Linked DNA regions of Homo sapiens: region 1 is linked to region 2. The links are chromatin loops, found by intact Hi-C in ENCODE. Cell type or tissue: OCI-LY7. All regions are shown on one strand.

Evidence for each region. A loop is a pair of places that touch in the nucleus more often than their neighbours do. Peaks named below come from ENCODE experiments on the same cell type or tissue, not always from the same donor. Only the 100,000 strongest peaks of a DNase experiment are listed, where the experiment ranks them.
Region 1: a loop joins it to region 2, with 5 times the contacts of the local background. A loop is called at or near these places in 16 of 110 quality-filtered maps.

The regions. Positions count from the first base shown.
Region 1 is chr2:231,560,505-231,568,504 of GRCh38, reverse strand. No RefSeq gene overlaps it. Among named protein-coding and RNA genes, the nearest start is that of TEX44, 28 kb to the left of the region's middle. In OCI-LY7, CTCF peaks have their summits at 4,759 and 4,964; a DNase peak (open chromatin) is centred at 4,934.
Region 2 is chr2:231,671,790-231,679,789 of GRCh38, reverse strand. No RefSeq gene overlaps it. Among named protein-coding and RNA genes, the nearest start is that of PTMA, 33 kb to the left of the region's middle. RefSeq lists enhancers at 4,469-4,718, 4,638-4,932, 6,222-6,944, 6,931-6,980, 7,481-7,530 and 2 more. In OCI-LY7, CTCF peaks have their summits at 1,970 (motif pointing left), 4,577, 4,781 (motif pointing right), 6,741 (motif pointing left) and 2 weaker places; DNase peaks (open chromatin) are centred at 1,979, 4,629, 7,099, 7,899 and 6 weaker places; H3K4me3 peaks cover 4,551 bases; H3K27ac peaks cover 7,496 bases.

The sequences.
Region 1 (8,000 bases), 110 kb after region 2:
GGCAGGGTCAGGAAGTCAAGTCACATTTAGAAGGAATAGAGCAATAGGCCCCACCTGGTGCAAACCGAAAGGTGTTGGTGGGGGCTGGTCAGCAGAGTTTAGGAAATGAGGACTTGGCAGCCAGCACTGTTAGGCGGAGAGGGTGTTCTCCCCAGCAAGTCCCCTGGAGGGGATGGACCCTCAGCTTGCAGACACCAGCCTGGGGGCGGGGCCCTCACCCCCAGCGCTGTGTCCACACTCAGCGGCTACCTTGGTTGTTCTTTAGCTTCTGCAGTGGATTGAACTGTGCCCCTCAATAGACATGTGTGCCTGGACCCTGTGAATGTGACCTTATTTGGAATAGGGGTCTTTGCAGATGTAATAAGTTAAGGATCTTGAGATGACATCATCTTGGATTTAGGGTGGGCCCTAAACCCAATGACTGGACTCCTGATGAGAGAAAGGGGATTGAGAATGAGATCCAGGCTGGGCACGGTGGCTTGCGCCTGTAATCCCAGCACTTTGGGAGGGTGAGGCGGGTGGATCACTTGAGTCCAGGAGTTCAAGATCAGCCTGGGCAACAAAGTGAGACCCCGTTCCTACAAAAAATTAAAAAATTAGCTGGGTATGGTAGTGAGCGCCGTGCTTGTAGTCCCAGCTACTCTGGAGGCTGAGGCAGGAGAATGGCGCGAACCCGGGAGGTGGAGCTTGCAGTGAGCCGAGATCACGCCACTGCACTCCAGCCTGGGCAACAGAGCGAGACTCCATCTCAAAAAAAAAAAAAAAAAAGAGAGAAAAGATCTAATGTTCAAATACATTTGAGAAACACTGTGTGAAACTAGAAATTTCTTTGCTGAGGAACTTCTCTGAGCCTTTAAGAGGCTAAAGAGCTTTGTGAATCACCAGGGGAGTGGGGGAAGGCCAGTACTGCACACAGCTTTTCCCAGACTTATTTAACCCGGGAACCCTTATGTATTATTCAGCTTGGGCTACCATAACAAAAACCACAGACAGGGTGGCTTAAACAACACAAATTTATATTCTCACAGTTCTGGAAGCTGGAAGTCCAAGATCAAGGTGCCAGCAGGGTTGGTTCTGGTGAGGCCTCTCCTGGCTTGCAGACGACTTCCTTCTCCCTGTGGCCTCACATGTGGCCTTTTTTTCTGAGCACGTGCACTCCTGATGTCTCTTCTTATGAGGACACCAGTCCTACTGAATTAAGGTCTCACCCTTATGACTTCATTTAACCTTAATTACCTCCTTAAAGGTCCTATCTCTAAATACAGTCGCATTGAGGGTTAAGGCTTCAATATATAAATTTGGAGGTGGGGACAAATTGTAGCCCATAGCATCTTACTTCATGGGACTGGTGTCCCCAGATACATCTGGGAAAATGCACATTTAATCACCTTGAACTCTATCCCAGGAGTATGGGATTACTGTTAGTTGGCAAGTGCCTGCCATCCATTCCTGCCTATTTGTAAGGATATCCTTGGTGGTAGAAACAGAGGAGACAGCATGTGGAAGACATACTTTTATCATCTATTTTTTTTGAGACAGGGTCTTGCTCTGTTGCCCAGGCTGGAATGCAGTGGCACCATCTTGTCTCACTGCAAACTCCACCTCCCAGGCTCAAGTGATCCTCCCCCCTCAGCCTCCCAAGTAGCTGGGACTACAGTCATGAGCCACAGTACCTGGCTAATTTTTAAATTTTTCTGTAGAGATCAGGTCTCACTATGTTGCCCAGGCTGGTCTCAGACTCCAAGCTCAAGTGATCCTCCCGTCTTGGCCTCCCAACTTGCTGGGATTATAAGGGTGAGCTGCAGCAACCCGGCCAGATACTTTTTTATAGTCCACGACATTTTGCAGCTCCTTTTTCAAAAGATAGAGTCTATTTTCTCCACTACCTGAATCAGGGCTTGGCCTTATGAGTTGCTTTTGTCAAGGGGACAGTAAGGAGCATGACACAAGCAGAGGCATAGAAAGCATTTGTGTTCATCCCTGAGAGGTCTGAGAATAAAAATAATAGGAAAAGCATTTGTGTGCTGGGGCTTGGCCTCTCTTTCTTCTTTTGGAGCCCAGCTGCCGTGTGAAGTCTGGTCTGCTTGATGAGGAGATTAACCTGGCTCTGGTTGCCCCCACCATCCCAGCCAAATGCAGACATGTGAGTGAGGCCATCTGGGACCCAGACCAACCAGCTGCAGCCCACCTGCCAGCTATGGCCACATAGTGAACCAGGTGAGACCAGCAGAAAAACTGAGGAGGAGGTAGGAGTTGACTCTGGAAGCAGGGCTCAAACACCTGACCAAATTGAGGACTAGCTAAAACAGGTTGGGGGCAGAAGCAGCTTTCCATAAGACCCTCCCACCAGCGTGCCCATGTTAGTTTACCATTGCCATGGCAACATCTGGAATTTACCATCCCTTTCCATGGCAACAAGCCAACAACCCAGAAGTTACCACCCTCATCCTAGAAATTTCTGCATAAACTTTGTTTGTTTGTTTGTTTTGAGATGCAATCTTGCTCTGTCGCCAGGCTGGAGTGCAGTGGTGTAATCTTGGCTCATTGCAACCTCTGCCTCCTGGGTTCAAGTGATTCTCCCACCTCAGCCTCCCAAGTAGCTAGGACTACAGGCGCACACCACCATGCCCAGCTAATTTTTGTATTTTTAGTAGAGATGGGGTTTCACCATGTTGGACAGGATGATGTTGATCTCTTGACCTCGTGATCTGCCCACCTCGGCCTCCCAAAGTGCTGGGATTACAGGCGTGAGCCACCATGCCCAGCCAACTGTTTTTTAATTTGCATGTAATTAAAAGTGGGTATAAATATGAGTGCAGAACAGCCTCTGAGCTGTTATTCTGGGCACCCTGTCTATGGGGCAGCCCCACTCCACTAGGAGCAGTACCTCTGCTGCTGCTGTGCACGGCTGTGTCAATAGAAGTTGCTGTTTAACACCACTGGCTTACCTTTGAATTGTTTCCTGGGCAAAGCCAAGAACCCTCTCAGGCTAAGCCCCAGTTTTTTTTTTTTTTTTTTTTTTTTTGAGACAGAGTCTTGCTCTGTCACCCAGGCTGGAGTGCAGTGGCGCCATCTTGGCTCACTGCAAGCTCTGCCTCCTGGGTTTACGCCATTCTCCTGCCTCAGCCTCCCAAGTAGCTGGGACTACAGGTGCCTGCCACCATGCCTGGCTAATTTTTTGTATTTTTAGTAGAGATGGGGTTTCACCGTGTTAGACAGGATGGTCTCGATCTCCTGACCTCGTGATCCGCCCGCCTCGGCCTCCCAAAGTGCTGGGATCACAGGCATGAGCCACCATGCCTGGCCCTAAGCCCCAATTTTGGGGCTTGCCTATCCTGCATCAGAAACACTCAGCTGAGCCCAACCCAAATATAATAATAATAATAACAATAATAATAATAATAGTAGTTGCTTTTTTTTTGAGACAGAGTCTCACTCTATCACCCAGGCTGGAGTGCAGTGGTACAACCTCAGCTCACTGCAACCTCTGCTTCCTGGGTTCAAGCGATTCTCCTGCCTCAGCCTCCCCAGTAGCTTGGATTACAGGCACCCACCACCACACTTGTCTAATTGTCTAATTTTTGTATTTTTAGTGGAGACAGTTTTCACCCTGTTGGCCAGGCTGGTCTTGAACTCCTGACCTCAAGTGATCTGCCGGCCTTGGACTCCCAAAATGCAGGGATTACAGGCGTGAGCCACAGCCCAGCCGTTGCTTTAAGTTACTCAGTTGTGAGGTGGTTTGTTACATAGTAAGGGCCAACTGATACCAAGCATCTTAGAAGAGACCTGTGACTATCATTGCTTTCTTTTTTTTCTTTTGAGATGGAGTCTTGCTCTATCACCCAGGCTGGAGTGCAGTGGTACGATCTTGGCTCACTGCAACCTCCGTCTCCCAGGTTCAAGTGATTCTCGTGCCTCAGCCTCCCTGAGTAGCTGGGATTACAGGCACCTGCTGCCATGCCTGGCTAATTTTTGTATTTTTAGTACAGATGGGATTTCGCCATGTTGGCCAGGCTGCTTTCGAACTTCTGACCTCAGGTGATCCTCCCACCTGGGCCTCCCAAAGTGCTGGGATTACAGGTGTGAGCCACCGCACCCAGCCGACTATCACTGCTTTCTATGAATGGTTTTCTCTGGCTGCTCCCATCTGCACCAAGTTAACCTTTTCAGTATTATAAAGAAACATTCTTGGATGGGCGTGGTGGCTCACACCTATAATCCCAGCACTTTGGGAGGCTGAGGCAGGCAGATCACCCGACATCGGGAGTTCGAGACCAGCCTGGACAACGTGGTGAAACCCCATCTCTACTGAAAATACAAAAATTAGCTGGGTGTGGTAGCATGCACTTGTAGTCCCAGCTACTCGGGAGGCTGAGGCAGGAGAATCTCTTGAACCGGGGAGGCGAAGGTTGCAGTGAGCCAAGATCGTGTCATTGCCCTCCAGCCTAGGAAACGAGCAAAACTACGTCTCCAAAAAAAAAAGAAAGAAACATTCGTCGTTGCCACCAGTCTTGCTATTAAAGTTTCCTAGCATTTTAAAGACATCAGCATAATGAGTATCAGGTGAAAAGTCTTAAAATTAATACCCCACAAAAATAGGATGTGAGCTTTATTAGGCCAACTCCTGAAATTACCCATATGGATTGTCTCAGAGGAAATTCAAAACATGTTTTAAATTATGGAATGTGTTTAACATGTAAAAACTGGTCTTGCTTGAATACTCTTGAATATCCCACTGGAAGGAGCTGGTGGAACACTCAGGTTTTACTTGCAAAAAATTTTCCTGAAAGAAATGGCATCATCTTCTGAAAACCAAACTGATAAGACTGTCTTGGTAGGGTTGGGCAGGGGCAAGAGAGTGGGGGTGGGTGGGAGGAGCCCTGGATATGGGGAGAAACCCAGATGTCCTCCCCAGCCAGATCCAGCTCTCTGCTGCCTCCAAGTGCTGGTTCGATGGCATCTCAGGAGAGCGCAGCCTGTGATTCTATGGGATGGCTGATCCCTCAGACTTGAGTCTGAACCCCAGACCCCAAGTGGCAAGGTGAATAGGAGGTCTGTGCTCTGTACCTCACTCCCACCCTTACCCCAAAAGCTGCCCATTCACTGTCATGCCACAAGGTGTCCGGTGACAGGAGATCAGGAATCATTAGCAACCACTGCCTCTTCCAGAGCAATTTAATTTTGGGGTCCGGTTAGCATTGTATTCAATACACAGAAGGTCATCCAAACCCCCCACTAAGTGTGAGTTCCATCTGCAGTAATTATATAACAGTTGAATTGCACTGAAATTGAACTTTTTGTTTTTGTTTTGTTTTGGTGGTCAAATACACATAAAACGTACCATTTTAAAGTGCAGAATTCAGTGGTATTAAGACCATTCACAATATTGTGCGACCATCACCACTACTTAGTCCCAGAGCTTTTTCATCACCGGATGGCAACCCATACCCATTAAGCAGCCACTGTATTTGACTTTTGACATAAGGTTACAATTCCTAGACACTTAAACATCTATTAACTTTGAAATGGCATTTTAATTTTTATATTTGGAGTCAATTAATTTTTTTTTATATGGAGATTCACTCTTGTTGCCCAGGCTGGAGTGCAGTGGTTCGATATCAGCTCATTGCAACCTCCACCTCCTGGGTTCAGTGATTCTCCCGCCTCAGCCTCCCGAGCAGCTGAGATTACAAGCACATGCCACCACATCCTGCTAATTTTTGTATTTTTAGTAGAGATGGGGTTTCACCATGTTGGCCAGGCTGGCCTTGAACTCCTGACCTCAGGTGATCCACCTGCCTCGGCCTCCCAAAGTGCTGGGATTACAGGTGTGAGCCACTGCACCCGGCCAAGAGTCAATTAATTTTTTAAAAGTCACACACATTTTCACAGGACCTTCAAAGCTGTAGGCTTAGGTCTATGCCTGGAGGGTCTGGGTCGGAGGAGGCCAGAAGAGCCCCTCTCTACTCCCACCTCCCCATCCCACCATGGGCTTCTGGGACTTGGGCCCTACTGTCTTCCCCACAGTAGCCCTGCCTCCCTACATCACACTGCCATTGGCCAGTGATTCTTCTCAATATCCCCATGCAGTATAATGATTTTTCCAAAATATGAAAGTATTACATGGCATTATAGATAAGCTGGAACGTGTAGATGAGCATAAAGGGGAATAGCCACCCTCCCCAATTCTACCCCCTTGAGAGAACCACTGTTAACATGTGGGCATGCTTTTCCCTCAATCCCTTTTTCTAGAGAAAATCGCCACTCAATTCTGGGCTTTCTGCATTTTATTTTTTAAAAAGTGCCCAAGTGCCGGGCATGGTGGCTCACGCCTGTAATCCCAGCAATTTTGCAGGCTGAGTTGGGCGGATCATCTGAGGTCAGGAGTTCGAGACCAGCCTGGCCAACATGGTGAAACCCCATCGCTACTAAAAATACAAAAATTAACTGAGTGTGGTGGTGTGTGCCTGTAATCTCAGCCACTCAGGAGGCTGAGGCAGGAGAAATGGGCAGCAGAGTGAGACTCCATCTAAAAAAAAAAAAAAAAAGCCAAAAGTAACCATTCAAATGACCATACTTCAGCCAATATATATACAAGTCATATTTGCATTTACAATATTGAGATCCTGATGTACTTTCACTTTTAAACTTTGCTTTTGTTCACTTATGAAAATGATATTTTGAGCAATTTTTATCTTTAAACAATTTTAATAGCTGTATAAACTTAAATATAAATTTAATACAGTTTAAGATATAACTTTAATAGCTGCAGGCTGGGCACAGTGGATCATGCCCGTAATCTCAACACTTTGGGAGGCCAAGGCAGGTGAATCACCTGAGGTCAAGAGTTCGAGACCAGCCTGGCCAACATGGTGAAACCCTGTCTCTACTGAAAATACAAAAATTAGCCGGGCGTGGTGGTGGGTGCCTGTAATCCCGGCTACTCGGGAGGCTAAGGCAGGAGAATCGCTTGAACCCAGGAGGCGGAGGTTGTAGTGACTCAAGATCGCGCCATTGCACTCCAGCCTGGGCAACAAGAGCAAGACTCTGTCTCAAAAAAATAAAAATATGTAATCCCAGCACTTTGGGAGGCCGAGGTGGGTAGATCACGAGGTTAGGAGATTGAGACCATCCTGGCTAACATGGTGAAACCCCGTCTCTACTAAAAACACAAAAAATTAGCCGGGTGTGGTGGCTCGCGCCTGTAATCCCAGCTACTCAAGAGGCTGAGGCAGGAGAATCCCTGGAACCCGGGAGGTGGAAGTTTCAGCGAACTGAGATGGCACCACTGCACTCCAGCCTGGGCAACAGAAAGAGACCCCATCTCAAAAAATAAAAATAAAATTAAAATATAAAAAATAAAAATAAAAATAAAAAAATAAAAAAAATTACTAGCTACATTCTCATCATATAGGCACATCATACTTTATTTAACCAATTTATCATAGGATGTTTTTTAGTCAGTTTTCACAGGGTTAAGCTGTGATAACAAACCATCCCAACATCTCAGTGGCTCACAATGATAAAGGCTTATTTCTTGCCTGTTTTTCATTTTTTAAATTTTATTTATTTTTTCAAGACAGAGTCTCACTCTGTCACCCAGGCTGGAGTGCAGTGGCGTGATTTCGCCTCACTGGAACCTCTGCCTCCTGGGTTCAAGTGATCCTCCTGCCTCAGCCTCCCAAGTAGCTGGGATTACAGGTGCCCGCTGCCACACCCGGCTCATTTTTGTATTTTTATTTTATTTATTTATTTATTTATTTTTTTATTTTTTGGAGATGGAGTCTCGCTCTGTCACTCAGGCTGGAGTGCAGAGGCATGAACTCGGCTCACTGCAAACTCCGCCTTCCAGGTTCAAGCAATTCTCCTACCTCAGCCTCCCAAGTAGCTGGGATTACAGATGTGTGCCACCATGCCCGGCTAATTTTTGTATTTCACTTGAGACGGTGTTTCACCATGTTGGCCAGGCTGGTCTCGAACTCCTGACCTCAGGTGATCCG
Region 2 (8,000 bases):
CCTGTAATCCCAGCACTTTGGGAGGCCGAGGCGGGCGGGTCACAAGGGCAGGAGATCGAGACCATCCTGGCTAACACGGTGAAACCGCGTCTCTACTAAAAATACAAAAAAAGTAGCCGGGCGTGGTGGCAGGCACCTGTAGCCCCAGCTACTCAGGAGGCTGAGGCAGGAGAATTGCTTAAACCTGGGAGATGGAGGTTGCAGTGAGCTGAGATCGTGCCACCGTGCTCCAGCCTGGGCGACAGAGCGAGACTCCATCTCAAAAAAAATAAATAAATAAAAATGAGAAGAGGGCTTTGTGGGAGTAAAGCCTCAACATGTGTAGGGAGGTGGAAGGGTGTTATCACTCTGCCCAGATGCTGGGGGACTGGCAGCCACAGAGTGGGTAGGCCCCTTGTCCCCAACGCATGGGCCAGGGCTAGGGTGCCAGGCCGGATGGGAGAGACCAGTCCAGAGGCCCATCGCTGTGGAGCCCTGAGCCCCATGAGCCCCGAGCCCCATGAGCCCCAAACAGAAGGGAGCCAGAGTTTAGGGACCTGGCCCTCACACCTCCCCAAGCTCTCCAAGAAAGATGAGGCAGAGGGATCTGGGGGCTGTTTGTCCTTTATCTTCATCCCTGGGGATATGGAGGCCCTCTCCCAGGTCAAGGCCAGAGGGTAGGCCTGGGCCCCCATGCTTCTCCTCCACTCAGATGCCCCACACGCCCCTACCTCTCCTGTTCTGCTCCCCAGCCACTGCCTTGGCCTCCTCCACTCATGCACTGGAACCAGCCTGCTCATGATTGACCCCTACTCCTTGCTAACTATGCCTCAGTTTCCCCATCTGTAAAATGAGAATGACGATAACAACAGGGCAGTTTTCTGAGTGCTTTACACATACTCCTGCTGAGCAGTTCAATCCCTACAACAGCCTGGTGGAGTAGTAACTCTCATTATGTCTCCCTTACTGTACCAATAATAAGTAGAATAATGGAAGTTATACTGGATATCTAGTTCATACACTCATGGAGTAAATGAATTAATGCATGTCACAAAACAAAAAACAAAAAACTCTGGGCCAGACGCAGTGGATCACGCCTGTAATCCCAGCACTGTGGGAGGCCGAGGTAGGTCACAAGTTCAGGAGTTCAAGACCAGCCTGGCTAAGATGGTGAAACCCCGTCTCTACTAAAAATACAAAAATTAGCCGGGTGTGGTGGTGGGCGCCTGTAATCCCGGCTACTCGGGAGGCTGAGGCAGGAGAATCGCTTGAACCCAGGAGGTGGAGGTTGCAGTGAGCCAAGATGGCACCACTGCACTCCAGCCTGGGCAACAGAGCAAGACTCCATCTAAAAAAAAAAAAAAAACAACCAACTCTGGGCCGGGCTCGGTGGCTCACACCTGTAATCCCAGCACTTTGGGAGGCCGAGGCGGGCAGATCACCTGAGCTCAGGAGTTCAAGACCAGCCTGACCAACACAGTGAAACCCCATCTCTACTAAAAATACAAAATTAGCCAGGCATAGTGGTGCATGCCTGTAATCTCAGCCACTCAGGAGGCTGAGGCAGGAGAATTGCTTGAACCCAGGAGGCAGAGGTTGCGGTGAGCCGAGATTGCCCCATTGCACTCCAGCCTGGGCAACAAGAGCGAAACTCCGTCTCGAAAAAGAAAAAACAAAACAAAACAAAACAAAAAAACTCTGGAACAGCTTGGAACACTGCTGATACTCAGTACAGTCTAGCTGGGTTTTTTTTTTTTTTACCCAGCCCCTCCTACCAACACCTTTCCCCAAAATCTAACCTCCATTCCCACCGGACTTTAGGCACACACCTCTTCCCTTGCCTTAATCGCCTTTCCCCTACTTTCCCCCACCTTTCTTCTCTGTGTCCCAGGACCTGGCACAAACGGGTGCTTAATACATGTTTCAGAATGAATGAATGAGGAGGGTTTTGGAAGGAGGCTGGCTGAAGGGATTATTTGATGCTCATCCGCCCTCTGGTGGTCATCAGGGGCATTTCAGGCCTCGGCTCAGCGTTTAAAACAGGAAGGTGGCCAGACAAGGTAGCTCATGCCTGTCATCCCAGTGCTTTGCTTTGGGAGGCTGAGGCAGGGGGATCGCTTGAGCCCAGGAGTTCAAGAGCAGCCTAGGGAACATAGTGAGACCCCTCCCCCCGCAATTTCTGCAAAAAAAAAAAAAAAGTTTTAATTAGTCAGGTGGCCAGGTGTGGTGGCTGACTCCCGCAGTCCCAACTAATTGGGAGGCTGAGGTGAGAGGATCGCTGGAGCCTAGGAAGCTGAGGCTGCAGCGAGCCATGAGCTGTGACGGCGCCACTGCACTCCAGCCTGGGTGACAGAGAGCTTGTCTCAAAAATAATAATATTGGCCAGGCGTGGTGGCTCATGCCTGTAATCCCAGCACTTTGGGAGGCCGAGGCGGGCAGATCACGCACGAGGTCAGAAGATCGAGACCATCCTGGCTAACACGGTGAAACCCCATCTCTACTAAAAATACAAAAAATTAGCCGGACGTGGTGGCGGGTGCCTGTAGTCCCAGCTACTCAGGAGGCTGAGACAGGAGAATGTCATGAACCCGGGAGACGGAGTTTGCAGTGAGCTGAGATCATGCCCTGCACTCCAGCCTGGGCGACAGAGCAAGACTCCATCTCAAAAAAAATAAAATACAATAAATAATAATAATAATAATAATAATAACTAACTAACTAAAATGGGAGGGCAGGCTGGGCACAGTGGCTCACGCCTGTAATCCCAGCACCTCGGGAAGCCAAAGGGGGCAGATCATCTGAGGTCTGGAGTTCGAGACCAGCCTGGCCAACATGGTGAAACCCTGTCTCTACTCAAAATACAAAAAAAAAGTAGCCAGGTGCGGTGGCACGTGCCTGTAGTCCCAGCTACTTAGGGAGCTGAGGCAGGAGGATTGCTTGAACTCGGGAGGTGGAGGTTGCAGTGAGCCGAGATCTCACCATTGCACTCCAGCCTGGGTGACAGAGCAAGACTCTGTCTCAAAAAAAAAAAATATATATATATATATATATATAAATAAATAAATAAATAAAATGGAAGGACAGAAGACAGAAGGCAGGCGGGGCCCCAGAAGGTGGGTGGCAGCCACCTGAGGACAGAGTCTGCAGCCCAGGGGCCGGATCCCAGGGCTTAGGCCCTGCGTGTCTGTGGGACTGCAGGGATTTTCAGCTCCTGAGCCAGCTCCTCCTTTCTTCCCCTTCTCTCTGAGACCCCCTTTCATGTGCGTGTGTTTGTCTGTATTGTGTGTGCGTGTGTCTGTGTCTCTCTGTGTGTGTCGTGTGTGTGCTTGTCATTGTGAGCTGAACTGTGTGACCAAGAGGCCAGGTGTTCAACTGTGTCTGCACAGATGGTGGCAGCAGGTTTTGTCTTTGGAAGATGTATATGTGGGTGGAGCCGTGTGTGATTGAACCCACATTCATGGATGTGTTCCCTGCTTGTGCATGGCTGTCACCAGGAACCTGTCTGGGTCTGAGAATGCTGGAGCTCAGCCTGCCAGTAAGCCGAGAGTGGGCCACAACCTGTCACTGGAACTTTCTGGATCTTGGTTCACTCAATGGTGTCTAGGTGCCTGTGGTCTAGAAGGACCAGTACCCAAGCCCTGAGTCTTGTACACATCTTGCTGTTGGCAGGTATCAGGGCCCCTGGGTGCCTGTGTGTGCTGTTTTTGGGGGAAGCTGGGTCCTGCCTTCCTGTTTCTCATGTGTATGCATTCCCTGTGTTCCAGCTGCAATTGCGGAGCGCCTGCTGTGCATGCTTCTGGGGTAAGAAGGCGTTGCACATCCTCGTTGATGAGCATCTCACGAGTATACTCGTGGCTCTCTAGTTACTTGGCCAAGTCATCTTCCTGTGCACAGGCAGGCTTGCATAAGAGCAAAGAGCTAAAGGCCGGACATGGTGGCTCACGCCTGTAATCCCAGCACTTTGGGAGGCCGAGGCGGGCAGATCACGAGGTCAGGAGATCGAGACCATCGTGGCTAACACAGTGAAACCCCGTCTCTACTAAAAATAACAAAAAAATTAGCCAGGCACGGTGGCGGGTGCCTGTAGTCCCAGCTACTCGGGAGGCTGTGGCAGGAGAATGGCGTGAACCGGGGAGGCGGAGCTTGCAGTGAGCCAAGATTGCGCCACTGCACTCCAGCCTGGGCGACACAGCGAGACTCCATCTCAAAAAAAAAAAAAAGAGCAAAGAGCTGGGAGGCAGACATATTTGAGTTCAAGTTCAGGCTTTGTCTAGCTGTGTGATTCTAGACAAAGGATTTAACTTCAGCCTCAGTTTCCTCATCTGCTAAATGGGGAGAATCAGAGTGCCTAACTCCTAGGCTGTTGTGAGAAGTAAATGAGACGAGGGATGGAAAGCCTTGAGCATGGTGACAGGCACACAGAGGCATGTTATACATGATAGTGGTTACTGGTGCATTTCTGGCTTCGAGCTGGGCCTCTGGGCTGTTTCCTGTCCCCATATCTCTGTGTCCTGTGACCCATGACACATGGCAGAGTGTGTCATTCTAAACCCTGCCACAGCTTTAGAATGGCTGCAAGCAGTTCCCCCACAGCCTGCTAAGAATACTTTACAACACCTGGGCTGCAAAGCCGCTGGCTTCCTACAGACGCAAATCCACATACAGGTGGCCTGATTTTCCAAATCCCAAGTCAGAACACCTGGTCCGACCAGGGAGCTGTATTTATGGGGCGGAAGGGGCGAGCTGTTTGCAGTGAGTCTTTGCCGGACTCCCCCGTTTCTGGCCTTCGTGCATTTGGCCACCTGGGGGAGCCCCTGTGCCCTTCAGTCGGAGGGTAGAGGGGCCGTGTGGGAGGGGAGGGGTGCCAGGAGTCCAGAGGGGTTTGCAGGCTGACGGGGCATCCTTCTGGAGCCAGGCCAGGAGTTAACCCATCTGCTGCCAGCCCCCAGCCCTCACGTCCCAGGGCTCTGGGTGGAGATGCCCAGGGTGGGGTAAGGTCGAGGGGATTCGTCCTCCTTGAGACCAGTGGCAGCAGACAGAACACGGTGTTCCGTACAAATGGTCGAGGCCCTCAAAACGCGCCTGCCCCTTGCTTGGAAGAGTAATGCGCTGAGCTGTGTGGGAATGTGTGTGGCTGCTTGGGTCACTGGGACTCCCAGATCAGCCCAAATGCCTGAGGACTTATGAAGCCCTCTGCAAACCTCTCACTGTGGCTGAAAGCACTGGTGCCAGAGTCCATTGGGCAAATCTCAGCCCCCTGGGTGTGCAGCAGCTGCCTGGATGTGTGCCTCTAAGTCCTCACAGGACCCAGAGGCCAATTCCACGTTACCAACCTCACTTTATGCCTGAGGAAACCAAGGCCATCCAGCTGGTACACAGTGAGGCCTCTTTGCACCCAGGGTGCCCTATGCCAGCCTTTGTTCCCAGCCTCCCCACTTCCACTCTCAGAGGGAAGGCAGAAAGAAGGCCCAGGCAGAAAGAAGGGCCTGTGGTGAGGACAGGAGGGCAGAGAGGCAGGCCTGGAGAAACGGGCACCCATGGGGCGGAGAAGAGGAGGGCTCAAAAGACGTGGATGTGGAGCCAGGTAGGTGGGGTTGGCTGGACCAGACTCTGCAGAAGATCCTGGGAGCAGCCGCAGGAGGCCAGCTGCTGAGGAATGAGGAAGGGAGAAGGAGGGGCAGATGGGGTGTGGACATCTCTTTCAAGAAGGAGGCTGCGGGGCCGTGCTTGGTGGCTCACGCCTGTAATCCCAGCACTTTGGGAGGCCGAGGCGGGCGGATCACTTGAGGTCAGGAGTTTGGGACCAGCCTGGCCAACACAGTGAAACTCGGGAAACCCATCTCTACTAAAAATATCAAAAAATTAGCTGGGTGTGGTGGTGGGCGCCTGTAATCCCAGCTACTTGGAGGCTGAGGCAGGAGAATCGCTTCAATCCAGGAAGAGGAGGTTGCAGTGAGCCGAGATCTTGCCACCGCACTCCAGCCTAGGCAACAGAGCAAAACTCCATCTGGAAGGAGAAGGAAAAAATATATATATATATATATGGAGGCTGTGAAGTCAGGGAAGCAGGAGGGAGGTGGGCTAGAGTACCCTGTGTGAACACAAGACCGACCTGGAGGAAGCCAACAGGACGGACAAATACAGTCAAGGGCCAGCACTGTGGTGGAGCCTGGCTGGGAGGGGTCAGACACACCTCCGTTTCCTCACTGAGGACTGGGATTGGGAGCTGTTTGCCGGTGAGAGGCAGGAAGTGGGATGCCCTGGCGTGGGGGGCGGGCCCTCTTTTCCCTGGGGGATGGGAGGAGAAGGAGCCTAAGAGGATGGGTGGGGAAGGGGAGGGAGCAGGGATTCCCCAGTGGCCCAGGGTTGGGGGGCCTTGGAAGTGAGAGCTCTGTGGGGGCTTCAGTCCCCAGAGTCAGTGCCTCAGGAGGGGCCATGCCTTTCAGGGACCAGGTTCTGGGGTCCCAAGGATGGGCCGGACCTTCTAGACCCGGCCTCCCAGATCTGAGTCTCCTCCCCCAAACGCCTCCTTCCTCCGAGGCTCTGACCAAGCTCTTAGGGGAGATTTCAAGGACCCTCCAGAACCAGGGCTCACTGATTTGGTGGAAAACAAGGTCTGCCGTGAAATCAGAACGTCGGTCCCTGCCCAGGGCTTTCAGACCTCCCCCAGTATGGAAAGAGAAAGGGCTTTCAGACTGTCGGGTGGGGCCCGGGCTAGGGTGATTTTGGCGCCTCCAGCAGGCCGGAGGGAAGCAGCTTGCGGGTGGGCCCTCCCTCCAGATCTGCCCTCAGGCCAGGCCCCTCCCTTTCAGGCCTCCTGTTTCTCCTGTGCCTCTCCCTGAACATTCCCAGGTTCACCTGAGCCTCACTGTGTGCAGGGGGTGCTCTGGACCCATCTCATTCCATTCAGCCCTGAGCCAGGTGCCCCTGCCATGCACTCCTGGGGGAGCTGGGCCTGAGGGCGGCCCTGCCTGCTGATACTGGGAAGCCCCTCCCTGGCCCAGCCCTGGGACAGATGGCCCACTGCCCGCACTGTGTGCTCCTCAGTAAACCCCCGTGGGGGCCCCTCGTCTCCTCCTTGTGGCCTCCCCAGTCTCCCCGTCACATTCGGAGAAGCAGTGAGCTGAAAGAGACAACATCTGGGACTCCCCAGGGTCCCCGTGGCCCAGCTGTCTGCCACCCGCAGCCTCAGGGGACTGCTACCCACCCAGTGCTGGCGTCACCCTGCCCAGCATCCTTTGAGGCAGGGTCCCAAGCTTAGTTCCCTCCTGGCCCAGGATCTTTCAGGCAAGAAAGAGCTATGTGGATGGCCGGGTGCAGTGGCTCATGGCTGTAATCCCTGCACTTTAGGGGGCCTAGGTGGGTGGATCACCTGAGGTCAGGAGTTCAAGACCATCCTGGCCAACATGATTAAACCCCGTCTCTACTAAAAATACAAAAAATTAGCTGGGCAAAAAAAAAGAGCTATGTGGGCCTGGCTTACCACCCTGCAGTGGTCCCTGTTATGAAGGCGGGGGAGGGGTTCCCAGCCAGCTCCTCAAAGGTCTGCCCACATCAGCCCCTAGACACACAGGGCCACCTCAGCCCCAGACTGAAAGTCTGCCCTGAGCCTGGGGAAACAGACATCACTGATGGTCTGTGGGATGACTCCACTTGGGACAGGAGTGATTTCAGGAAAGGCAGAATGCTATGAATTCCCTCGGGCGGAGACCGAGGGCTCGCGGCTCCGAAGAGAAAGGGCCGTCTGCTCAGCTGGGTCCTGCCCCAGAGGTTAGCGCTGCTGTGCTCCATCAGGTGCCCAGCCCACTCCTCTCTTGAGGACACCCAGGGACCAGGCCATGCGCGCTCTTTTCGGCATCTGGGTGTGGCTGGCCCTTGTCAGGAGAGAAGGAACAAACAACTGAGTGATTTGCATACGGGGCCATGTTTGCATTTTGCACCCAGGCTCTGGTCCTGACCTCTGGTCCTGCCCACTCAGCTCAGCCGGCTCAGGTGGCTCACGCTCTCACAGGCAGAAAAAT